Linked DNA regions of Mus musculus: all the other regions are linked to region 5. The links are chromatin loops, found by intact Hi-C in ENCODE. Cell type or tissue: heart. All regions are shown on one strand. Region 1 holds the start of Mir5103 (microRNA 5103). Region 2 overlaps Bend6 (BEN domain containing 6). Region 3 has its middle 3.5 kb from the start of 1700001G17Rik. Region 4 holds the start of Bag2 (BCL2-associated athanogene 2). Region 5 holds the start of Zfp451 (zinc finger protein 451).

The links. Hi-C counts contacts between places; a loop is a spot of excess contacts. Peaks named below come from ENCODE experiments on the same cell type or tissue, not always from the same donor. Only the 100,000 strongest peaks of a DNase experiment are listed, where the experiment ranks them.
Region 1: a loop joins it to region 5, with 13 times the contacts of the local background. A loop is called at or near these places in 3 of 42 quality-filtered maps.
Region 2: a loop joins it to region 5, with 2.7 times the contacts of the local background. A loop is called at or near these places in 3 of 42 quality-filtered maps.
Region 3: a loop joins it to region 5, with 3 times the contacts of the local background. A loop is called at or near these places in 3 of 42 quality-filtered maps.
Region 4: a loop joins it to region 5, with 2.3 times the contacts of the local background. A loop is called at or near these places in 5 of 42 quality-filtered maps.

Annotation. Positions count from the first base shown.
Region 1 is chr1:34,432,974-34,437,973 of GRCm38, reverse strand. It overlaps Ccdc115 (coiled-coil domain containing 115), which reads left to right. Exons shown (of 5, transcript NM_027159.2): 4 at 116-247; 5 at 364-1,304. The coding sequence ends at 476. Mir5103 (microRNA 5103) reads left to right here and starts at 4,775; the gene lies at 4,775-4,853. It overlaps n-TEttc1 (a tRNA gene), which reads left to right and starts at 3,091; the gene lies at 3,091-3,162. In heart, no CTCF peak of the experiment used is centred here; DNase peaks (open chromatin) are centred at 2,973 and 4,713; H3K4me3 peaks cover 2,669 bases; H3K27ac peaks cover 2,659 bases.
Region 2 is chr1:33,880,959-33,885,958 of GRCm38, reverse strand. Bend6 (BEN domain containing 6) reads left to right here. Exons shown (of 7, transcript NM_177235.3): 2 at 2,311-2,518. The coding sequence starts at 2,399. Among named protein-coding and RNA genes, the nearest start is that of Gm38471, 8.7 kb to the right of the region's middle. In heart, CTCF peaks have their summits at 2,132 and 2,332; a DNase peak (open chromatin) is centred at 2,338; H3K4me3 peaks cover 574 bases.
Region 3 is chr1:33,670,782-33,675,781 of GRCm38, reverse strand. No RefSeq gene overlaps it. Among named protein-coding and RNA genes, the nearest start is that of 1700001G17Rik, 3.5 kb to the right of the region's middle. In heart, a CTCF peak has its summit at 3,110 (motif pointing left); a DNase peak (open chromatin) is centred at 2,041; H3K4me3 peaks cover 228 bases; H3K27ac peaks cover 127 bases.
Region 4 is chr1:33,754,676-33,759,675 of GRCm38, reverse strand. It overlaps Bag2 (BCL2-associated athanogene 2), which reads left to right and starts at 1,926. Exons shown (of 3, transcript NM_145392.2): 1 at 1,926-2,097. The coding sequence starts at 1,985. In heart, a CTCF peak has its summit at 2,054; a DNase peak (open chromatin) is centred at 1,945; H3K4me3 peaks cover 2,976 bases; H3K27ac peaks cover 3,410 bases.
Region 5 is chr1:33,811,897-33,816,896 of GRCm38, reverse strand. Zfp451 (zinc finger protein 451) reads left to right here and starts at 2,302. Exons shown (of 15, transcript NM_133817.3): 1 at 2,302-2,559; 2 at 3,087-3,170. The coding sequence starts at 2,539. In heart, a CTCF peak has its summit at 2,474; a DNase peak (open chromatin) is centred at 2,396; H3K4me3 peaks cover 2,466 bases; H3K27ac peaks cover 1,737 bases.

The DNA of each region.
Region 1 (5,000 bases), 620 kb before region 5:
CTATTTCCAGACACAGGAGAAGGTTGGGGAAATAGCTAACCTCCAGTGTTTCTCAGAATCATGAACTTGGACTAAGCTCATTGTGGTCATGAGGACTGTATGGCCTTTCTTTCAGCTCTGCGCAGGCGCAAGGGCCCCACCAAGACCAAAGAGTTAGGATCTGCTGTAGTTCCTCAAGATCCCTTGAACTGGTTTGGAATTTTGGTTCCTCACAGTCTGCGGCAGGCCCAAGCCAGCTTCCGGGATGGTGAGTTTTAGGACTATTGTACTGGCTAGGGAGGCCTAACACCCCTGCAGTCTTAGGGGTTGGGGGGGCGGCACTCCATGGATCTTACCATGATGACATTCCTCTTCTCTCACCAGGCCTACAGCTGGCTGCAGATATAGCCAGTCTCCAGACTCGCATCAACTGGGGTCAGAGTCAGCTTCGAGGCCTCCAGAAAAAACTGAAGGAGTTGGACCCTGGGCCTGCCTGACCTGCATCCACATTGGGAGGCACTGAGCATAGCTGCCGTGGATGCTACCACCTTACCTCAGGCCTTCTTCTTTTTATAAGCAGCCCCTGTCTCAGCTGATGCCCCACCTAGAAATGTCCTTAGTCTGCGCGGTTTCTAGCTTTTCGAGGCATGAAGTTGAGTTATGAAGTTTGATGAAGCAAAGCTGAGCAGTGTAGAGAGCACCTAGTTCTAGGCCATGGTCTCAGGGCATGACAGTGACGTGTGAATAACCTGCGGCAGCCATCTGGGATAGTGAAGCCCTGCAGAAATGGTGACAGAGAAGAAAGGGAGTCTAGAAACATAAGGTAGATCAGGACAATTCCAGTCAATAAAAGTACCTCAGGCTGGGCGTGGCAGCGCGTGCCTGTAGCTCCAGCAACTCTAGAGGCTGAGGCAGGAGGATCACTTAAGCCCTGGGAAGTTTATAGACAAGACAGCACACACACACACACACAAATACACAAATACCAGAATAGCTAGCAGGAAATATTACTTCTGTTATAAAAGGAAAAATAACTCATTCTTCCGGGGAATCAGGGTGACCTTCCTGATTGCACTTAGCTTATAGAAGTGAGACCCAGCTGCTTTGCTGAAGGTGCATTCTCTCACCTGGAAACTGTGTCTTGCTTCACGTTTTTTTCCTGAGCTATCCAGTTGTGTTGGGAAGGGGAATGTAATTGTTTGTGGGGTGTAAATATTTCTTCCTAATTTGTTAATTTTGCTTATATTGGTTTTTCTACTTATGAATTGTAAAAACAGAAATTTGTACAGAAAAATTGAATAAAGTAAAAGCTACAGTAAGTGTCACAGAGCTCTCATTTTATTTTCAGTGTATGGGGGCTTTCCCAGTGTATGTCTGTACCATGTGGTGTCTTCTGCCCTTCGGCGAGAAGAGGCCCTATGTCTCCTGTGGGTGCTAGGAAACCCTGGGTCCTCCAAAGAATAGTCAGGGTGTACTGGCTGGTTTTGTGTATCAACTTAACACAGGCTAGAGTTAGAGAAAGGAGCTTCAGTTGAGGAAATGCCTCCATGAGATCCAGCTGTAAGGCATTTTCTCAATTAGTGAGAAAGGAGGGAGGGACCCTTGTGGGCGGGACCATCTCTGGGCTGGTAATCTTGGGTTCTATAAGAGAGCAGGCTGAGCAAGCCAGTAAGGAACATCCCTCCATGGCCTCTGCATCAGCTCCTGCTTCCTGACCGTCCTGACTTCCTTTAGTGATGAGCGGTTTGGAGGTGTAAGCTAAATAAATCCTTTCCACCTTGCTTCTTGGTCATGATGTTTTGTCCAGGAATAGAAACCCTAAGACACAGGGTTTGCTCTTTTGTTGTTGTTTGCTTATTTGGTTTTTGGTGGTTTGGTTTTTTTTGTTTTTGTTTTTGAGACAGGGTTTCTCTATGTAGCTTTGGCTGTCCTGGAACTTGCTCTTGACCAAGCTGGCCTCAAACTCACAGAGGTCTCACTAGTGCTGGAATTAAAGGTGTGTGGCTCCCCCTTTCATCCTCTACACACTACCCCCCTGGGGGTGCTCTTGATGACTGAGCCATCACTCCAGACCCTCTTAGGTTTGGGTTTTTTTTAAGTATACTGTAGCTGTCTGAAGACACTCCAGAAGAGGGCTGTGAGCCACCATGTGGTTGCTGGGATTTGAACTCCAGACCTTCGGAAGAGCAGTTGGGTGCTCTTACCCACTGAGCCATCTCACCAGCTCTTAAATCAGTTTTTAAAAGAAAGTGGAATTTATGTGATTTTTGGATTTGGGATTGTATTAATACAGTAGTAAAGGAATCATAATGAACTTCTGGGGTTTCAGTTGGATGTTAAGTGAGTCCGGCACCCAGCTTTTCTACCACCGTCCATTTCTGGCTGTGTATCTCCGAAAATTATCTCATAAAGCTACAAATTTTTAACGATAAACAGCAAGAAGAATTACAAACCTGGGACAGCACATTCTTCTCCCCTTTAGCTCTCCGGTGCCTGTATATGTGGGGCTGTTATGACTAGAAAGAAAAGGACCCTCTTCCTTCGTTTTGTTTTTAATTTGAGATGGGCACAGTTGTAAACCAGAAGGGCTATGGCCTCGCAAGAACCCACTAGTCTTTGCCTTCCCAGTTTTGGAAGCATGAAAGGCATCCACCGAGCTTCTTAGCATTCTTCTGTCAGTAAAGTGACATCTCTACATGGAAGAGAGGACCGAGACCACAAAATTTTTGGCCATAAATTCTTCCTGAGGACCACCTCTCCTGGAACGCTAATCACACCAGAGTCACGAGATTAAATCTAGAACCAGACACAAAGGCATTTATTGCGTGGCTGGGCTTCGGGTGTGGTGGGCTCTGGGAAGCGCGACGCTGTGGCTGCTGGGATAGGGTGAAGACTGTGCCCTCGGCTGCTGGCTACTGACTTTAGGCACACTCCCACGCACGGAAAAAGTTCTATCTTTCGGGTCACGGGCTCCGGCAGCGTCCGGATGCGGGCATTCGTCACTATTTCCTGGGAAGCGAAGATGCTGAAGATTTTGGAGGGTGGAGTTTGCACAAGCGGCCCTAATGACGTAGGTAACATAAGAGCAAAGGAGAGACACCTGCCGGCAGCTCCCATATGGTCTAGCGGTTAGGATTCCTGGTTTTCACCCAGGCGGCCCGGGTTCGACTCCCGGTATGGGAACAGTATTTTTTTATGATTTGTAAATAATTCGTTGCTATTCGTGTCTTGTTGCCGCTCCTAACACCTCGCATCAAAACAGTGGCGTAGTTTCAGGAAACTGGGGCCATAGGGGTCATCGATCTGCGAATAGACTTTTGCTTTCTTCATAACCCTATGAACTAGGTTTTTTTTTTTTTTGTCAAGCAGTAGCTTATTTCAGCTAATTATATCAACTATTATTTACATTATATATGCAAAACTATAGATATTGAAGTTAAAAGTAATATTTAAAATATCGAGATAACATTGTGGGTTGTCCATACGGAGGTTTCTACTGCTAGCCCCTTCCCATATTTTCGGCCCGGAGTAAAAGATTTCTTGTTCCTGAGTGGAACAAGCAAACAGAAATGGAGACTGAGAAAAAAAGCAGGGAGAAGGAAGCAGAGGTGGCATCCCGCTAGCAGGAAGTGCTCGCCGCACCGGGCTGTGAGCCGCCACTGCAAGCTAGTGGATGTGTTTGCTTGTTTTTGAGTTTTGTCTGTGCCTGATTCCTCTCTCCAGTATGGAACTGTCTCCAAACGTTTTTTGTTTGTTTTTGTTTTGTCAGGTTTTGTTTTGTTTTTTGAGACAGGTCCCTGTATATACCTAGGCCGGCCTTTTAAACTTAACTCTCCTGTCTTGCTTCCTGATTACAGGTGTGCATCACTTCTCTGGGCTCTACTTCTGAGTCTACGCGTGCACGGAGGACCAAACGTAAGAACACTATACCAGAGTGACGTTCCAAGACTTCTGTGCATTTGCCTTTGTTAACCCGAGGTTTAACGCGGGGCTGAGGTGGTCTGCTCTGAAGATGGAGTTGCCTCTGTCCCTCTGCACTTGAAAGTTTTAGAGTACTGCCTCTTACCACAGTCCATGGCAGGAGACACTGGAACTCCCCGGGTTGTTACTGTACCCTCCTCCCTCCTCTTCTTGGGGCTCCCAAAACTAGATTTGAGGCTTGTTCAAAGTGTGAGCTTGTCTCAACGGCAGCACAACCTGTGTCTCTCACCTGGCTGGCCTTGCCCTTTCTTTCTTTCTTTCTTTCTTTCTTTCTTTCTTTCTTTCTTTCTTTCTTTTTTTTTTTTTGGAAGCAACTTCTGCTTCCCCACCCCACCCCCACCCCAACCCCAGCTGTGTTTTGAACTAATCTCTCTGTGTCTTGATTTTCCTCGGCAGTTTTCTTATCCTCTAACCCTCTTTCTTTAACCTCACTTTCTATGAAGGGCTCCAGCTTGACAAGGCAGACTCCCGTCTTGTATCCAGGCCTCCATTTTATACAATAGGCCCTGTCTTCAAGGTAAACTCCAATTACTGGAGAAACCACAAACTGTTTCGGAAGGAGCCACCCTAGACTCTAACAGGAAAACACCCAAAGTTCCAGAGCCTATAGATAGATTGCTTAAGACAACGGAAATGATTGTTAGCCAATCTCTAGCCTGCCAAGCGGATAAGCTCCTCACCCTGCTGTAACTGCAATAAAAAAGCTGAACCTCCAGCGCTCCCGGCATTCTTTGCTACCCCGCTGCGTCGGAGGAGCCTGAGGGTCTGAGCTCGGACTTGGATAAAGACTCTTTGCTTTTGCATACGAGTTCGACTTCTGGTGGTCTTTGGGGACCCTAGGATCTGGGCATAACATTTGGGGGCTCATCCGGGATCCCCTGAGGCCCCCAGGACCCCCGAGCCGTTGAGTCAGAACCCGGTGGGTAAGTGTCTGAATGTTTGTGCTCTGCCTCGGTGTCTCAGCGCTCCAAACGAGTAGCCAGCAGGCGGTCCAGGCGTACCGGCGCCACCCGACTTGGGAGAAGTCCCGGACCCGCGAG
Region 2 (5,000 bases), 69 kb before region 5:
GTAGGTTGGTATCAACATATCCCAGTTTCTATCAGTGTGAAAGATATCACGAAAGAAGAAATACGTAAATATAAACTTTCCTTACGGGCTTGCACAGAAGGTGAGTATTTGCATTTGGTGGCTCACACTGAAAAGCCAGCACTTAGGAGGCTGGGCGTTAGAACACTGGACAGGTAAGACCAGAGAAGAACTTCCTTGTGCTGTATTATTAATATTGCAAAAATGGCTGTCTACCAACAGTAACCCACAGAGACAATGCAGTCCTCATCAAAATTCAAACAAGGAACCAAACAGACTCATCAATAATGGGGGAAGTAAAACGAACAGATGTGCCATTAAACACATGGAAAATGTTAAATCTCACCAGCCATCAGAGAAATGCAAATTAAAGCTGCAAAGAAAATTCATCTCAACTCAGTTTGAATGTCAGCCATTAAGAAACCAAAAAATCGGGCTGGTGAGATGGCTCAGTGGGTAAGAGCACCCGAATGCTCTTCCGAAAGTCCGAAGTTCAAATCCCAGCAACCACATGGTGGCTCACAACCACCCGTAATGAGATCTGATGCCCTCTTCTGGAGTGTCTGAAGACAGCTACAGTGTACTTACATATAATAAATAAATAAATCTAAAAAAAAAAAAGAAATCAAAAAATCAATGAGCCTGGAAACGTGTTCAATCCCTTGAACCCAGCAACTGTGGCATGTGTGCCCCTGAACACACACACACACACACACACACACACACGTAAAAAACACACATAACATTAGAAATTATTTTTATGTGAGCAAACATTCAATTTGAACCCCAGCTAACCAAAATGCTATCCAGTTTGGTTTTTTTTTCTTTTTGTATGTTTATGTTTTATTTTATTTCAGAATTTAGAAAATACATTTCACGGTGTCACCCAGGTTCGCCTTGAACATGAAACCCTCTGCCTTCATCTTTGAAGTGCTAGGCTTGCAGGTGTGTACCCTATGCCCAACTATAATGTTATCTTGAAAACTTCACTCATCACATTAGTAAATATAGCTTTCAAAACGATGCTGGACTCCAGTGTTTTATTATAAACTTTGTGAATAAAAATTTTTGAGTAGTGCATTTGCTAATACATTTATAGTAATTTGATAAGAAGCAAAATATTACCGGGTGCTCAATATTCTATATATTTCATGAAGACTCATATGCTCAATCTGACTCTGGTTTTATTACGTATAATTAAATGCTTATGAAAACAAACCAATTGAAGCAAATACTCTGAAGATTAAATAAGACCTAATGTGCATCACCAGCTATACATAACCAAGGTTAAATGTTGTCATTACAACCCTACTGATAGACTCAACTAGTTTGGGACAAGGGGAACCTCTTATCATAAGATTGCAGAGTTTTCAGAAAGAAAAACACCTTTTAAAGCAAAACTCGGGTCTAAGCAACTCTTATTGGTCTCTTGGGAATATGTTTACCCTCCATCCTGATGTTGTCAACTATTATTAATACATTTTCCTAGAAGTGCATAATTTCAGTTCTGTGTGATGATGTTTACATACACCTAGAATTTTTAAAACCTGTAGATTCTTCATGGCTACTTGACAAGAAGGGCAGATGGAAAGTGTTCTTACACTGTTTGAAGTTTTTAAAGCCAACTAGCCGCACCTGACCACATGAGCAGCTTGAGGGCGGTAACAAAGCTGAATGGGTTCTTTTGTTTCTTAAAGTATGACCTGCTACTGTGTATCAATCCCCTGCCTTGCAATAGATTTTTTTTTCCTTTTAAGATTTATTTATTTATTTATTTATTTAGGGCTGGGGAGATGGCTCTGAGGTTAGGAGCACTGACTGCTCTTCTAGAGGTCCTGAGTTCAATTCCCAGCAACCACATGGTGGCTCACAACCATCTGTAATGGGATCTGATGCCCTCTTCTGGTGTGCCTAAAGACAGCTACAGTGTACTTACATATATAAAATAAATAAAATCTTTAAAACAAAAAAGACTTATTTATTTTATGTATGTGAGTATACCATAGCCGTCGTAAGACACATCTGTGAGGACTTCAGATCCCAGGCTGTGAGCCGCCATGTGGTTGCTGGGAATTGAACTCAGGACCTCTGGAAGAGCAGTCAGTGCTCTTAACCACTGAGCCACGTCTCCAGCACCAAGCTGGATTTTTTTGAGTCAAGTAAACATGTGCGGGAAGTTGGCCAGTAAGAAAGACAACAACATGGCCCCTTCCACATGGCACCTTCCGTGAAAGGCGCTCACCTGAGCCGGCAGCAGGCTGAGGCCCCCTGTGTTTTGTTTTTGTTTTTAAGAAGCGAGAACCGCATGCAGAACAGCGGCACCTACATGGGCGTTTCTGCCATCGCCGTTCCGGAAAGCCTGGGCTGACTAATTGAGAAAATGCAGAAGATCTTGCAGACAGATGACATCACCGACAACCAAGTTCTTAGAAAAAGAAAGAGGAAACGGACAGAGACAGCAAACTCAGAAAATGCGAATAGTGCTCTGGAGAAAGCACAGGTCGGTGTTCTGTTGATTTAATCTTCTCATCTACCTCAGCTGCCTCTGCAATTCTCAGCCTTGTTCCTCGTTGTTTCTTGGCACTTTCCCCCATCTTCTGTAATTTGTCCTTTTTAACTCTTTATCCAACCAAGGGAATATAGTTTCTGTTCTCTTTTTAAGGTTAAGTTAGAAACACAGACAGTAGACAGTTTTCCTACTTCATTTCAGCCAGCACCAGATATAACATTGTTCAAAGTTTGTTTTCTGATCTAAACAAAAGATCATCAAACTGTCTGAAAATGGTTTTCCTCCCAAAATATTTTATGGAAATTGGTGCGTTTCTTCAGTAAGACTTACTCTTTGCTCTTCTGTTTAGAACTCAGCTCACAGCTGTTCCTCACTACCCCATTGCCCTCCTTTCCTTTGAACAACTTACCGACATGTTCATCCTGTATTTTTATTTGAATGTCTTTATACAGTCCCACATTTTATACATGTTTTATACATTTTTACGTGTTTTATAATGCATGTAGCATGCTGTATTCACATGTCCTTAAACAGTACCATCTCCCTCATATCCCCACCTCTGACCCACTTTATAAAACACTGTAAAAGACTACATATATATCATTTAGTAGCACATGAAAATCATAATAGAAATCTTAATTTGTTCCTGATTTTTTCAAAAAGCATTGCACTCTCCAAAATTATCCACAAGACTTGATATTATGAGGTGCATATAAATTGTTAAACATGTTCTCTAGAGAAACAAATCAACATTGCCATCAGCTTATAGAGGAATCCACTTTTGGTTATTTTTCGGGCTAGAACAACTAAAATTCATTAATGTAATATAACTATACCCCACAGGTTATATCTGTATGAAATACATAGGAGGATGACTTGTGGTTTCGAAATTGCTTGTTTGTTTCTATTCATTTGACTAGACATTATAAGATGGCATGGATTAAACGCATTAGTGATTAACTCCAACTCACCAGTAATTTCCCTTCGAGACATTAGCCAAGAGAGTCCAATGTGAACTCTCTACTTCATGCTCCTTGGGTCTCCTGACTGTATGTTTGTATGAGAGTCTGTGTCAGCCTGAAGGTGATCTTGTGAATCTGTCCCTGTGTCTGTCCTTCTGTGTCTGTCTGTTATATCTTTGGGTGTCTGTCTTTTCTGCATGTGACTAACGGTGTTTATGTATGTCTGGTGTGTAGCTGTGAGTGGACTCTGCCCCTGACAAAGGGCTTGCTCTGTATTTATTGACCAGCACAGAAAGCATCACACAAGAAGACATGGGATACTTTACAGAAATCTTTAACAGAGTTTTATAAGGGATTAAGTCACTGGCTCCAATTGATCCCAACTGACCCAGACAAAAAACAGTTCTGCAAATGTCATTGTTTATCAACCAGTATCCATAAATAGGTGCTTTTGACTTTTCTGGTAGCTTTTAACCTCTGTATCGGCTGCCTTTAGCAAGTGATAGACATGCATCACCTTGGGTCAGAGGCATGGCAGAGCACACCATTTAAGATAATAGCTACTCATTAGCTTAGGTGGTAAAGGCATATTACATGGGAAATCCAAGACAAGTGAGGTCGACTAGTTTTTGTTGTTGTTTTTGTTTTTGTTTTTCAAGACAGGGTTTCTCTGTATAGCCCTGTCTGTCCTGGAACTCACTCTGTAGACCAGGGTGGCCTCGAACTCAGAAATCTGCCTGCCTCTGCCTTTCGAGTGCTGGGATTAAAGGCATGCGCCACCACCGGAGGCACGGCTTTTGTTTGGTTGGTTGGGTGGTTTGTTTATTTTAAACTGAGCAGACAGTAGGCTAGCAATCTTAAGTGAGTCCAAATGTATTATTAACTCTGGCTGTGAGGTCCAGCAAAAGTTCCAGTCTTGGAGCATGGCAAGGATATTTCCCAACATTTCATTGACACATAAGATGACTTTCTGAAGGTCCCCACAGTCAGCATGCTCACAAGCAGCACGCAGGCCTTTTTGCATGTATACTTTCTTATTAATAGTGAGTATTAATATCCATATTTCTGGCTTTCGTTGAATGTCTTATTGCAGCTTGCTAGTGTGGGCTTGAAGTTGCTCAGGGATAAACAAAGCTCGTGTTCCCGAGTCCAGTGGTGCTTTCTCTGTCCATTTGCTGTCCTTAAAATCTTCATAGCCGGGGCTGGAGAGATGGCTCAGTGGTTAAGAGCACTGACTGCTCTTCCAGAGGTCCTGAGTTCAATTCCTAGTAACCACACGGTAGCTCACAACCATCTGCAATAGCACCTGATGCCCTCTTCTGTTGTGTCTGAAGAGAGTGACAGTGTGCTCATATACATAAAATAAATAAATCTTTAAAAAAAAACTTAATAGCTTTCCAAACTACATAATTCTGCTGGTTTCTATTGCAAATTCAGTCCAGCCAGAAATTTTATTTGCCAAAGATCCTGGGCCTGAGAGTCCTCTTCTTTTATTATCAAATCTGTGTTCA
Region 3 (5,000 bases), 140 kb after region 5:
GGTAGGCATTCTACTAACTGTGGCATATCCCAAGCCCCGCCTTTTTTTTTTTACTAGTTATATTTGGATATTAATTCTGTGTTGGTTGCAACTGTTCCAATTCTGTGGATATTAGAATACGTGTGTACTTAATTTTAGACTTAGTTTTTTTTTTTATTCTAATGTATCTTCCCAAATCAATCTGTTCTTTTTATATTCACCTTCATTATCCGCTCTTGGGACCTGTTACTTTTTAGCTTGTGCTTTTAAAGTGGTTAAAAGATATACAGCACAGAATTGTCCATTTTAAGTGTACAGTTCAGTGACAGTGTGGACATTCAATTCATTGCACGGGCATCATTGCTCTCCAGCTCCAAACTGTTTAATATTTTTCTTCTTTGTAGTTTATTTTATAATTCTGTATCTTTCTCTTTCTCTCTGTGTGTCTCTCTGTTTCTCTCCGTCTGTTTCTCTGTCTCTCTCTGTGCGTGTGTGTGTATGTGTGTGTGTATGTCTATGTATGGGCATATGTACATGAGTCCAGAAAAGGGGGTTGGGTCTCCTTGTGCTAGAGTCACAAGGCTGTTGCTGTCTGTCTGATATGGGTGCTGGGAACTGAACTGGAGCCTTCTGCAAGAGAAGTACATGCTCTTTATTACTAAACCCTCTCTCCAGCCTCCACTGCTTTTATTAGTGTCTCCCCCACCCCTGCCCCATCTTAGTTAGAATTTTACTGCTGTGAACAGACACCATGACCAAGGCAACTCCTAGAAGGACAACATTTAATTGGGGCTGGCTTACATGTTCAGACGTTTGGTCCATCATCATCAAGGTGGGAGCAGGGCAGCATCCAGGCAGGCATGGTGCAGGAAGAGCTGACAGTTCTACATCTTCATCTGAAGGCTGCTAGTGAAGGCTGCTACATCTTCATCTGAAGACTCACTTCCAGGCAGCTAAGATGAGGGTCTTAAAGCCCACGCCCACAGTGACACACCTACTCCAACAAGGCCACAGCTCCTAATAGTGCCACTCCTAATAGTGCCCTGGGTCAAGCATACAAACCATCACACCCCCATTTTGAATGTGGTTTTGCTGTGCTGTTCCAAGTGGCTTCCAGACCTTAGGTGTAAGCCATCTCATTACATTAGTCTCCCAAATAGCAGAGAGTACAGGTGCCTGCCAACTGTGCCTGAAACATCATGCATTGTTTAAGGACTTCTTTGGGGGCGAAACAGTATAAAGACCATGTCTATATTTGTTCTGAAAGTTTTACTAGTTTGTCTCTCTTGAGTAGGTCTTCCACTAGCTGGAGTTGGTATCTGTGGGTAGTGAGAGATAGAGAATAAAACTGCTCTCCCACAGTCAGTCATTTGTCCTTGTGTCATTTGGAACTGTCCATCTTTGCTCCATTGACTTGAGCAGTGGATTTGTCACATGTAGGCTTATTTATAGGTGTGGGACTGCTTCTGGATTCTCTGTTCTGCTCAGTTAACTTGAATATTCCTGTTCCAATATCACAGGGTTGTAAGACTGTAACAATCTTCCCATTGGTACACGCTTCAAAGGTACAAAGATAAAATCCTTACTTTTCTTACTGTCGTTGCTTCGTAGTCACATGCTTATCCAGCCTTCCCCAGCCACTCAATCTAGAATTTCTAAGGCTCCTCCAAACACTATGCATACTCCTTCTCTGGTTGAATTGTTTATTGCTTGGCAGCTATTTATATTAATTCATAGGTTAGTTTGTTTATTTCGTTTCCCATTAGACCATAAAGTTCTAGAGGGTAGAGGTGTGTGGCTCTTCCGTCAGAAAACACTGCCTGGCACTTAGTAGGGCTCTCTGATGTTTCCAGAATAAAAGAAACCGTGCTTATATCTGGGAGGCCATTTCTTCCTCCCCGTAGTACCTCTTAAGGGAATGTTTCCTCTCCTGCTCTCTTGACCTTCACTGATGGAAGCCAAGGGAGAAAGAACGGGATGGTTGTTTCTAGACTTTTTCCATAGCCAAACTCTCGGAAATAGGAAATGAAGTCAGGAGGGTGGAGGGAGCAGAAGGTGGCCAAGTTTTTATGGGTCAGCCACTCTGCTGGAAAGACTTCTTTTCCTGTGACTCCATGTGAGCAGGGCTGGAAGGGCTGTGGTCACAGATGCTCTCTTGGTAAAGATCCTTAGCACATCCTCCCTTTAGGATAACATAACCCAAACTGGAAAAGAACAGGGATGCACTCTGACTTAACCAAATATGGCGACTAAACCCTCAACTGTGTAATGCACCACACAATAGTTCTGGGGCAACGACGTCAACTACGGGTGAATGCCAGCTGGGTTAGACGGTCTGCAGCTGGTATTGTCCAGCAGCGGCTCCGTGCTTGGTGCTCAGCAATGATTCATGGAAATTATGCTGCAAAAGGTGCTCTGTGCTTTATTCTGGGATAAACTGAGGAGCCGAGTCATTCCAGAAGGAATGCGTATACAGTTTTCAGATGAGTGCTCGAAGTTTCTTAGGTTAGAGTCACATTTGATTCAAACCATCTGTTTAATGTGAAGCCGAACCCAGCATCTTTCCAGGACTCATCAATCTCGTTTCATAAATAATTATTAAAGGCTCTTGGAATCCGGGAGCTGTGGTTACAGAAGTGGCACAGTCGTCCCTGCTTGTGACTGCTTATGGTTTAGCGAAAGTAAAATTGTGCTTGTGTATATATATATTTTTCCCTTTATGAAATCAGTGTCCATAGTTTGCTCAGTCTTTTTTGCCGGGGCCATTATATTAATCCATCATTGTTGATGAGATGGATGTATGAGAGCTCACTGACAGCATCTCTGAGATGTCCATATCATTGCTGGGACAGGGATGTCAACCTTCCAATTGCCTCTGGATACAGAAAACAATTTATATAGTGTGCAGTGACCTACCCTGATACTAGGAAATTACGACGCTGGCATAGCTGATAGACTCAGCCTATTTTCTTCTCTGAGATCAAATATAGGTTTTTAGGGGGATGGAAAGATGGCTCAAGCAGTCCTGAGCACTCTCTGCTCTTCCAGAGCCCTCAGGTTCCAATCCCAGCCCCCACCTGGTGAATTACAGCAGCCTGTAACTCGTCCCAGGGCATCTGATGCCCTCTTCTGGCCTCTGTTTGTCAATGCATTTAACACATAAATACTCAAAACCACCCCTACCAATATATATATACAAAAACAAAATAGATTTTTGGTATGTTGTAAAGGCAGCTATTCCATGGCATAATAAGATTTTTGTGTGGTTAAACATATTTTTTCTAGTTCTTTATGAATTAGTCATAAAATGACATTACTTATGTCATATTTTAACTTTGAAGGTAGGCGTTTAAGAGATTGTATTGAAAGGTCCAAACACCTTGGGGATAAGAATTTTCACTTCCCTGGGAAGCAAACCAAGCTCCTCAAAGGAAGCCACTGACAATGGGCCGTTGATCAGTGACAGCCCTGACTTAGGGAGGATAAGTCTCCAGCTGATTCCATTTCTGGGACACCTGGCCAGAGGAGATAACAAGGCCGCAGCCAAGCTGGTCTCTGAAACTCTTCATGGTTTCACTAAATATAATAGAACTAATATAGCAGCCAATCAGACTTGTCCTAATGGCACTGCTTTGACTCCTATCAATCACATTAGAGGTTACCTTACCCTTCTGGAAAATTCCCCTAGCCCTGCATCAAAGGGGGCTTATGAGCCCCTCAAGCCGTTGACATTTGGATGAATGGTTGACCATTCATGCCATGCTGTTTGCTGGCAGTTTCTGCAGAATAAGCACCTTTGCATGCCATTTGAGTCTAGGGTCTCTCTTTAGCAATTCTTGGACCCTAATAGTATAAAGGGGTACATGAAGAGAAATCAAAGTGGCTGTCAAAAAAAAAAAAAAAGCTTAAAATCAAATAGCCAGGGAATTCTTAACAAGCCTTAAATCATTTGAAACTACAAAATTGGCTGACTCATAGGTGCATTTTTTTAAAGAAGACAATATTTTTTAGTGGTTCATGTTTGGAAAAGTCTGTGGTAGAGGGTTATAAACATAAAAATAAATCGGGCACAGTGGCACGTGCCTTAAATCCTAGCACTGGTGAGGCAGAAGCAGCTCTTTGTCAGTTCAAGGTCAGCCAGATCTACACGTGCCATTTCAGACCAGCCTGGCTTACATAGTGAGACCTTGTTTTATAATCAGAGTGTGGAGAAAATAATGGCACCATATGGGGATCATAAGGAATGAGGGTGGGACTTCAAGGGAACGACATATGTGGCAACAGTGAGCTCTTTTATTGTGAAATATTTGCCAATTTTGCAAGGAAAAAATTTCATTGCCGACAGTAGTAATAAACATTTTCATACTTTTATGAGCTAATTGTTCAGTTCCTGTTAACATTTTCTCTAATAAACTCATACTCTTTCTGACTGAAAAATAATTCTGGGGACTTTTTTAGCTGCACAATTTAATGTTTTTTTTGTTGTTGTTTTGTTTTGTTTTGTTAGCTGCACAATTTAATGTTTTTTTTTTTTTTTTTTTGTTTTGTTTGTTTTTTTTTGTTTTTTTTCGAGACAGGGTTTCTCTGTGTAGCCCTAGCTGTCCTGGAACTCACTCAGTAGACCAGGCTGGTCTTGAACACAGAAATCCGCCTGCCTCAGCCTCTCAAGTGGTGGGATTATAGGCGTGCGCCACCACGCCCAGCTTTATGTTTTTATATATTCAGATATTTAGTTTTGTTTTCTTTTTATTCTTTGTGATTTCACTTAAATTTCCATGGTGTCCTCATTCTAATCACGGTATCTCTCCTTCTGTGCTTCAGCCCCCCCCCCCCCCCACACACACACACAAGGCAGTTAATATATTTTAGGAGTGTCTATGGATTTGGTGATGATAATTGTATATAGGCCACAGAGGAGAAGTGAGTACCCTACTGTCATACGAAAGAAATCAGGCCAGTGAGGTTGGCAGAATGGAGTCCCCTGTCAGGAATCCTTTGGAAGTCACCGTTCTTTTATGTGT
Region 4 (5,000 bases), 57 kb after region 5:
GCTCAACTCAGAAGACATGTTTAACATCCAGGGAAATTTTCACTGGTAAATGAGCTTAAGCAAAGAGTCGAAAGAGCCATGTGAAAAGCTTACAAGATGGCCCCTGACTTTGAGAGATGCTGCCTTGTTTACCCTGATGAGCCACTGGAGGTTTGGGAGAGCTTATGGTACAGCCTACTGTGCTTGAATGCTGTGTTGATGGGAGAGGCTCTTTAAGACACATGTGAGAGAGCACACGGGGCTCTGCAGTCATCCAGGTAAGGACGAGTCGGTGGGATCAAGGAGGATTCTGAAGGTAGAACTGGTACCTATTCATGGATTGTATCTAGGATACAAGAGTGAAAGAGCCCAGGGTGATTCTAGGCTAGGTGACTAAAGATTACCTGTTTTGCTGATTGTGAAGCCAAACTAGGCACCGCCAGGATGCAAAAGACAAAGATTTGCAACCTGCACCAGGCAGGAAGAGTTCCAGAGCCATTACCAAAGCAAAGCTCTCCACAAGCTCAGGTAGCACTGAGGGATTTTTTTTTTTTTTCTTTCAGGAATCCTGTACATATTCATGAAGGAACATGCCTATTCCAAAGCATGCTCAGTTTAAAGTCATAATTTATATAAGGAAAAGAGCATAGGCGTGTCATTAGACAGGAGCATATCCGTAGTAACTTAGACTGGAGATGCCTCTGTGCGTGTTCAACGTGTGGAGACATTTAAACAAACATATGAAGATCCCTGCCATTTTAGTTACTTTCCTACTGCTGTGATAAAACACCTCCACCAAGACAACTTGTAAAAGAAAGCATTTAATTGGACTTAGATACAGAGGGTCTGAGTCTATGATGGCTGCAGAGACATGTCCTGAGCACTCAGATCTCAAACCCAAGCAGAGGCAGAGAGACACTGGGAATAGCTTGGTCTTCTGAAACCTGCCCACGGGGAGTGATACACTTCCTTCAGCAAGGCCACACCCAGGCCTCCCCAGTGTTCAAGTGCTAGAGAGCACAGATGGCATCTCATTCAAACCACCACATCTGCCTGGCCTCGTTGCCAACCTAACAGAGCTATGTCTGCGGCCACTTTTATTTTTCCTTTGACACTTGCTGAAGCTACCCAGCCTAGCCTTGAATCCACCCTGGCCCACGTTACACAACTTGTCAGCCTCCAGAGGAGCATTAGACCTGAGACCTGCCCAAGTTCAGACTTTCAAGATGTCCACAAAATGTTCAGATTTCACGGTTGTATCGTGAGATGACAGTGTTTAATGAAGCCAAGATAATCCACCGTTTATTAGTATTAAGATGTGTTCGGGGTGTGGTGGGGACAGGATTAGAAACTGTACTTAAGGGGCTTGTCTCTGTTCAGTAATCTAATGGCTTTGAGTTCTGGGTAAAGGATGTAAATGTACTTTGTTTCCCATTTTCTGTACCCTGTACACTGAGAGGACAAAACACAACTTTAAGATGCGGCTTCGTATTTCAGACCTACTGACCTCTGCAGCTTCTGACATCTAAGCCTACTGAATATCATTCGCAGAGGGTTTAAACAAGTTATGTGTGATAGTAATAATCCTTTCATTGGAAAGGGGAGACAACACGGATCCACTTGGCTTCTCCTTATTTGGAGCCTGTGGTCTAGGCTTTCCCTGTCCTCTCCCGAGCCTGCCTGGTCACCGGACAGGTCGAACAAGTAGAGACTGCCCTAGGGTGCACTGGATTGTCTCCTCTTCTCACGGGCTGCACCCACTTCGTCCTTGCTGTGAACCGTGGGTGCTGGGAGGACCGGCCGAGGCCCTGGGCGCCGGGGCAGGGTCCCCCACCCTGGCGTGCCCGCGGCTGCGACCGCGCCTGCCCTTGTTTGGCCGCACGGCCTCGGGGGTGGAGAGCCGGGGAGGTGGGGGCGGTGCCGTCCGCGTCAGCGGCGCCCGTGGTGACGGCGACGTGCGGCTCGCGCCACTGCTGCCCGCGGACGCCGAGGACCCCCGGAGCTCATGGCCCAGGCGAAGATCAGCGCCAAGGCCCACGAGGGCCGCTTCTGCCGCTCGTCTTCCATGGCCGACCGCTCCAGCCGCCTGCTGGAGAGTCTGGACCAGCTGGAGCTCAGGTGAGGGCCGCGGGGCGCGCACAGGGGCGAGCGCGGGCGGGGGCGCGCTCCGGTTGGGCTCCCCTCCCCCGGCCCGGCAGACTGGCGAGCGAGTGCGGCTTGCAGAACTTCCAGAATCTTCTGCGCGGTCCCCCTCTGCCTTTAACTTTTCTGCTTCCAGGAGGGAGGCAGCAGGTTGGTGTGCCCCCCCCCCCCTCACCCCACACTGGAGTAAGTTTCTTTGCCCCAGATCACTTCATAGTAATACAAGTGTAAGGGAGGGGGGGGTGGTAGTATCCAGGACGGCCCCTCCTGGGGATCATCGAGAATCGGACTCATGAGAGACCGCGCGAGGTACACCGAAGTTGGATACCATCCTTCATTCTCTCAACCACGTGCAATGCCCTCTGCAGTCTGTCCGTGTTTGTTGTACATTTAGAAGACACGGCTGACACCTTGGAAGTGCCAATCGCAGGCCCGAAAACACCAAAGGCAGGAGTCACACTCTCCCTAAGATTCTGACACGGGGACAGCCTTGTCGTAAAATTTCTAACTCATGAATACTACTAACGAATGCTGTGAACACTTGGTTGGCTTTAACCACGTGAGCCTTATGTATCTGGTGGAAATGTTAATGTCTTCAAAGTTGTGCAAGTTTTGATCATGTGCAGGTGTTCCATGAAAATCTTATCAAGATGCCCTGACACACACGTTGTTCCCTAGTTTTCTCCGGGTTCTGCGTAAGCAGAACACTATGACCCAAAATTATAAGAGGGAGATGAATCTCCCTCCACGCAGCCACCAAACACAGGGAAGTGTGTCTGCACAGGAAAAAAAAAATGCAAGCAGTGTTCGTTACACGGGAGGCGCTCATTACTGTTACTATTAGGAGAAAAGAGCCAGAAGGTGAGAAAACTTTCACTGACTGTGGAGTAGCCACAAAAGAAACCTGAACCCTATATCCCCCAACTCCGGGAGACAAAGGGACCTGCGCTGTGAAAGGGGGCGAGAATGTTTCCTTGTGCGAGGTAGGCTCTAACCTTTGACAGTATATTCCCAACTGCTCCGATTTTTTTTCTTGAAAGGGTTCAGGAAGTTGTGACTCTTCAAGCTGAGTCATTGTTCTGAACCTTTACTTAATCAAGCCTGTGTGCCGAGTCCTTGCTCTTCTCCTGGGGGCCTCTTGAAAGTCTGGAGTTTGCATAGACATTCTAGTGTCTGATTACTATCAAAGGAATCCTGACTACCAAACATAAGCGATTAAATTACGTTACTTATTAACAGTTGCGCTGAAGGGGTTTTATTTCTGTGTTTAATGGTTCAAGGCCTTTACCAGTAACTGCAGAGTTCTGTAAGTCTTGTTTCTCCCTTAAAAATGTAATGAGCACTTAGAAGTAAGTGTGTCAGAAGGGGCAAAGAAATAGAAAGAGATGCTGCCTGGTAAGGCTTAGGGGCCCTTTTTAGAAGCCATCTGGACAGTGCCACAGAGCATGACAGTATTCAAAATTAGACTTTTTAAAAATGGGGACGATGCTCCTGTGACTTCCCCCTAGCTTTCTTAGTGTACACGTCTGAGGACAACAGTGGACGGGGTACTACCGGAAATCACTGGATTGTCGCCAGTGCGCATCTTCCATTCAGGTGAATGGGTTCTGTGAACAGCAAAAGCCTGCTCCCTTGTAAGACTGAAACCACACCCAAGGCTTTCTGTCCTGCAGGATGCACTGATCTTCCGGGCATTGAAAATGCTTTTAAATGTTTAGCCCAGTTTTACAAGCTGGTAAAGGGTGCCATTGGTTTTTAATGGCTTATAATATTACAATTAAAAACATTTTTACATTAAAATATCCTTACATTAAAAAAAATTTTTTTTTTACTACATCTCCTTTCCTGTGGTGCTTTCTCTAAAAAGATAATCCTGTCCTTTCCTGATTTTCATGACCAGTTCTATGGGGACTCTGCACATGCTGAGGCTAAATACTGTACTTTTCAGTGGTTGTAAATAATCCACGTTAGCATTAGTCTGTAGGCTAGGCCGCGTGTCTCTGTGGGAGTTACCGTTATCTGTATTGTACAGATGAGAACTTGAAGCTCAGATATATACAGTGTGTCTCAGTCCAGAGCAGTGGACTTCGCCTAGGAACACGGGGAGACCGGCTGCTCAGACCAACACCATTTGTCCTGGTCTTGAATATCACTTTTCAAACTGTCCAGCTGATATATGAATGAATATGATTTTACTAAAGGAGGGGAAAATCGATTTAGCATTTGATTCAGTAAACCTTGAAGACCTAGAACGTGCCAGTTATCGAGTAGCTGCTCCGGGCCTGGGGTTTGGACATTGGCCAAGGAGGGATAAATGATTGACAGGGCTGGAAGGCTGGCTCTTTACACATCTCCCAAAACCGATCCCGCCCGCAGTGAGCAGCTCCTTTCCAGTTCACTCAGCCAGGAAAGGGTGACTGCCAGCGGGAGCCAGGGAAACGGGCCACCCGCCTGCTTTGGTTTCTTACTGTTTAAGGTTCCTGTTCGGATGCGCCAGTGTTCCAGGACCCACGAAGCAAGTTGACACCATACTTAATTTGGAGTAACAGTCTGTAATTTAGAAGGAACACTTTTCGTGTACACTGTAATTTCAACCACTGTAATTTCAACCTTATAAAGCCCCTGGGAAAGGAAGGCATTATCTTTTAGCAATGAGAGCGCTGGGCTGCGATGGGTCTTAATTGGAACGATGTTTGTTTAGCACATTCACAAACATAGGTTTGATCTCTGGCTTCAGAAAACCAGCATAGTGGTTCATGCCTGTAGCCCAAATCCTAGAGTTGTGAGGATTTGGTCATCCTGGGCTACATAAGGAGTTCTGGGTCAGCCTGGGACACATGAGACCCTGTCCGGGGATAGGGGTGGAAGAAACTGAGGGA
Region 5 (5,000 bases):
TGATGCAAACCACATGAGGCTTTATTCGGGGAAAGCCAGAGCTCTGGGGACAACTCGTATCCCACGCAAGGGTAGAGGAGTCGACCCCAAGGGGAAAGGGGTCCCAGTTTTTATAGGCCCTCAGGGGGGAAAGGAGAAGGAGGGAGTAGGGGATTTCCAGATCTAAACAATATCTATTCTAAAACGATTTCTCAAGAAATGGGTATGGGAGGGGTACAAAGAAAGAGTCTGGTGCAGGTGCAACAACTCCAGATTGGCCCCGGCTGTGGTTGCTGGGGAGATTTTCCGACTCTTCCCCAGCAACCAATATCACAAACACCTGGCAATGGGCTTCATCAGTGGGCACACACATGGGTTCAAGGAACAGTCAGAACATTGGCAGACACACGGGTTCTAGGAGTGGCCAGAGCATTGTGCACCTCTATTTTTCTAAATCAGTGAAGCTAGTTCTGCTAACAGTGACATCTATCTTGCCAATTTCAGGGCTTCTGTGACCTTTTACATTCTGTCAGGATCTTTCAGCAGCTGGACTCTATTGGACCACTTCACTTCCTCCATGGAAAGGAGAACACTTTGTCTTTGCTGGAGTAGATCTTTATTCTGGGTATGGATTTGTCTTTCCTGCAAGTGATGTTTCTGCCAACACTAGGGTCTTACAGAATTCCTCATCCACTGTCATGGTGTTCCGCACAGTGTAACCATTTAAATTATCTCATCTTTATACCAATAAAGACACAGGAGGTATAAAAAAAAACCCTTCTAGCTCACTCAGTGAGGTAATTTTATTTTCTGAACCATATACAAAACATCTATTTGCAAGCCCGATTCTACGATTCTACAATGAAACTGCTGGCTTTTCAGAAATCTCTCTGTGTCATTCTTCCAAGCCAGTCTACCTTTTTCTTTAGCTCCTCCAAACCCAAGAGGGCTCCTTAGCTTCTTTCCTAGAATACTGTTTTACCTGTGTCCTGCCAGCTGCTTCTCTGTTGTTCCTGCAAGCCCAATCTCTGACCCCAGACAAGGGGGAAGAGAAGGGAGGGGGAGAGGGAAAAGGAGAGGAGGAGGGGAAGAGAGAGAGAGAGAGAGAGAGAGAGAGAGAGAGAGAGAGCTCTATCACAGGTCCAATTTTCAATTTTGCTTATATAAAAAGTATCTCCTCCCCTAAACCCTACACAGGCTCCAACCCTGTCAGTAAGGTCTGAACCATTTTACATTCACAGAAGGGTAGCTAGCGGCAACTGACAAAGGAAATATCTATTTAACCTTTTTTGTTTGTTTTTTGGTACAGGGTTTCTTTTTGTTTTTTTGTTTTTTTTTTTTTTTGAGACAGGGTTTCTCTGTGTATTCCTGGCTGTCTTGGAACTCTCTCTGTAGACCAGGCTGGCCTTGAACTCAGAAATCCGACTGCCTCTGCCTCCCAAGTGCTGGGATTAAAGGCGTGCGCCACCACCGGCCCGGCTCGGTTTTATTTTATAAGAGTCCAAGTGTATCTTGAAAAATTACATTATACCCCTGGGATTTAGCTGCTTTTACTTTCCCGCTGAACTCTGTACTCTAGTTTTACTCCTTGCTCCTCTCTCTGGTCCTTGAGTGAGACTGAATATTTACTAGCACCGGGAGATAGAAAACATGAGAGAGATTGAGTAGCTCAAGTGCTTCAGGTCTTGGACTTCACTTAAACCTATCCATCCATCTATCGATCCATCCTTCCTTCTGGCCCGAAACAAAGACCACTGAGCATTGCTTTCATAGCAGTATGATCACTAAAGGTCTGAAAGGGTTAACTGACATTACTAGGACTGTTTTGCCCACACCTCTGTGTTCCACTCTCCAAGTAATTAACCTATCAACTCAACCTAGCCTGAAAAGAACAAGGGAGAAACAGGAAAGGCTAGGGGCAGCCCTCTGGAACCTTATCAGTAATGCTACTTTTAGTTTACAGGAACCTGTGGACAACAAGGAAGCCCCTTTGTGAGACTTCTGCGAGAATTAATGACCTCTCAGGAATGCCATATATAAGCTCTTGCCCTTGCTTTGCCAAGATGTAATTGGGAGGAAAAAGTCTTCCATGTTTTCATCTGCCTTGCTTGTTGCCAGTGGGGCTCTTTTCCTGTCAGTGTCTCTAAGTGAAAGGCGGCAGCGGAACGAGAATTGGCGTGGACTCAAAACTACATCAAGACCCTCACCACCTCCTCCTGCCATCTTCCGGAGATGCAGATGAGCGCCGAGCTCCGGATCCTCGCCACCTTTCCCCGCCACGCGGTCGTCAGCCTCGAGACCGGCGGAAACTACGACTCCCAGAATCCCTCGCGGGGCGGGAGGAAGGCGGGGAGCGTACAAAGCGGCGCTGGAAGCTAGCGGCAGTGAGGCCGCGCTTGGGGTCCGGCAGCTTGGCGTCCCCGCGGCCTGAGGCGTCAGCTGCGTGGGCGCTCACGCAGGGCGGGTCGCGCGGCGCCGGGCGAGAGGGAAGTCGTGGCGGCGGCGTCGGGAACAGCAGCGGCGGCGGCGGGAGCGTGGTGCTGACAGGCCGTGGGAGAAATGGGAGACCCAGGGCCGGAGGTGAGTGGTGGCGGCCCGGGCCTTGGCTCCGCCGAGCCCGACCCCGAAAGGTTTGGTTTGTCTTCTCAGCTTTGGGCTCAGCCGGGCGGCGGCCTCGGGCGAGTGCGGGGCCTCCGGGCCTGGTGCACGTCTGCGTGGAGTCCTCAACAATGGCGGTCCGGCCGCCCCCAGCCCCTGGCCGCCCTAGCCGAAGCAGCCGCAGCCCCGAGGGTGAGAAGGGCTTGGAGGCAGGCTGGCCTTGTACTTGAAGCCTGCATCCCCGACCCCGGGGGTTTAGAGCCTGCATCCCTGCCCCTGTAAGAGGCGGGGAGGGGAATTGTGGCAGCTCGCCTGGGAAGCTAGGTCTCTGCAGCTCCAAGACGGCTTAGCACGCCCGGCCTCCTCCATGCAGTTCCCTGGGCTGGATTTCCGCTTGGTCCTGCTGCTTCCCCTCAGGGGCTTTTGTCTTTAATCGATCCTTTTGGGGAGAATTTCTTCCTGCGATCTTGTGGCTGAATCGATAAGCGTGTTTTGGCTTTTGTTTATAGATAATAGAATCTGTCCCACCAGCTGGGCCCGAGGCATCAGAGTCTACCACGGATGAAAACGAAGATGACATTCAGTTTGTTAGTGTAAGTAGAGACAGACAATCGCGGTTTGCTGGAGTGAAGTGTGGTAAGCCATTGTATGATTAAGCCCCACCAGACAGGCAGTCATCACTCAACAGACTCAACAGATAGTCATGAATGGCGAATAGCTGTCGCACACTGATGCTGGGGACTTTCACCCTAAGGGATACCTCAGTGCTTGGGGCTACCTGAACAATTGGAGTAGGCATCCGAATTGTTTTGTGCTTCCTGGTACTGCCCAGGGCTTAACTTCTGTCCAAGAAAGAAGACACACAGGACTAGTTAATGCCAGGAGGTTGGAAGTAAGGCCTGCAAAGAACATTGCATCTTAGCATGATGTATCCTCTAATCGCTGAGGACTTCCCTAACGTCTGAGGTCATCTTGTTACATCACAGAAAATTGTTGGTCACAATGGGGAGGCCTGTGTCACCTGAAACACTGCTGTTTTTCTACATTTGTTCCTTTGGGGAGCAGGTGTTCTCCAGCGTTGAGTGGAAGCTGTAAGATCTGGGCCCCCTCCAGATCTGTTGAATCAGAAATCCAGGCTGGAGCCTAGGTATTGTTATTTTGACATACAGTGAGGGACCCTGGGATCTCCCAGCCAGTCCTAAAGTGATGGTGAGAGGGAAGGGAAACGGCTTTGGGTGATTGTCACCTATAGTGGCTAAGTTTGTACATCAGTTCTTCTTAAGTAGTGTGTAGCTAGAGAACATCCCTGCTTTATACAGCTCTCCTTGGGATGCTGTAGTTAGCTGAGCTTGGCATTGAAGCTCTCTAGTTCTTATTGGTCAGCCCAGATGTATTTGTTGACCTTGTGACCAGCTGTAGACTAATGCTTATTAAAGACCATCCTCCCACCATTGAGCCCTGATGGCGGTCAGTTGGGTATGGTGTGTTAGTGGGATTGGGAGGGGCGGCCTTCATAAAATCATTTTCTTGGCAGTTTTCCTATTGGAGTCCGTCTTTTTCATTTTGAGCTTGGAGGATCTGGAGTTAGGTTGGGGATACATTGAGTCTTGTCCCTTTCTTCCTAATAGACTAGAGTACTTTGGAGAAAGAAGAATGTTGGTAATTAGTAGTGCCCCTCCAACAAACTATGTATGATAAAGGTTTTTGTGACAATTATTTTGGATTGTTCATGGATCACATATATTTGTAAACAGAATATTTACCTTGATGTTTCATGCAAAAGGCTCTTCATTATACAATAAGGCCGTTTGAGAAACTGATAGAATGTGGAAAGAGTAAGATTCAAAAAGTAAATTTTTTTGGTTGTATATCTTGTGAAATAAGATACCATGATATTTTGTAACAAGTTAATTCAGGTGTCTTGATCTGAGTTTTAAAAGTAATATTTAAATTTTATTTTAAGCGTAAAGGTAGGTCTATCTTTGCATTAAGAATCAAGAATGTATAATATATAAAGCTGCCTATGTGTAAGGGCTATCACTTAAAGATAGTTAGTGATAGCTTACTTTTACTGTAAGGTACATTTAGAGTCCTAGCACTGAGGAGGTCATGGTGGAAGGATCCTGGTTGGAAGGCAGTCTGAGCTTTACTTGGGAAGTTCTAGGCCTGTGGTGTTCTGTGTAGTGAAACCCTATCCAATAAACACCACTGCTGTGCCACGGCAGCAAACAGCCCAAGACAGAAGCTAGAGACGCTCTGTAATACACTGTCCCTCAGGTAGTTCCTGTCTAGTAAAGATGAAGACCTGTTTTCTGCCAGACTTGTCCAGATACAAGCTACATTATAATAGAACTTCTTGGTTTACTTGGTTCCGATTTTTAGCTGGTAATTTAAAACAAGATTATATGCATAACAGAGTGGTG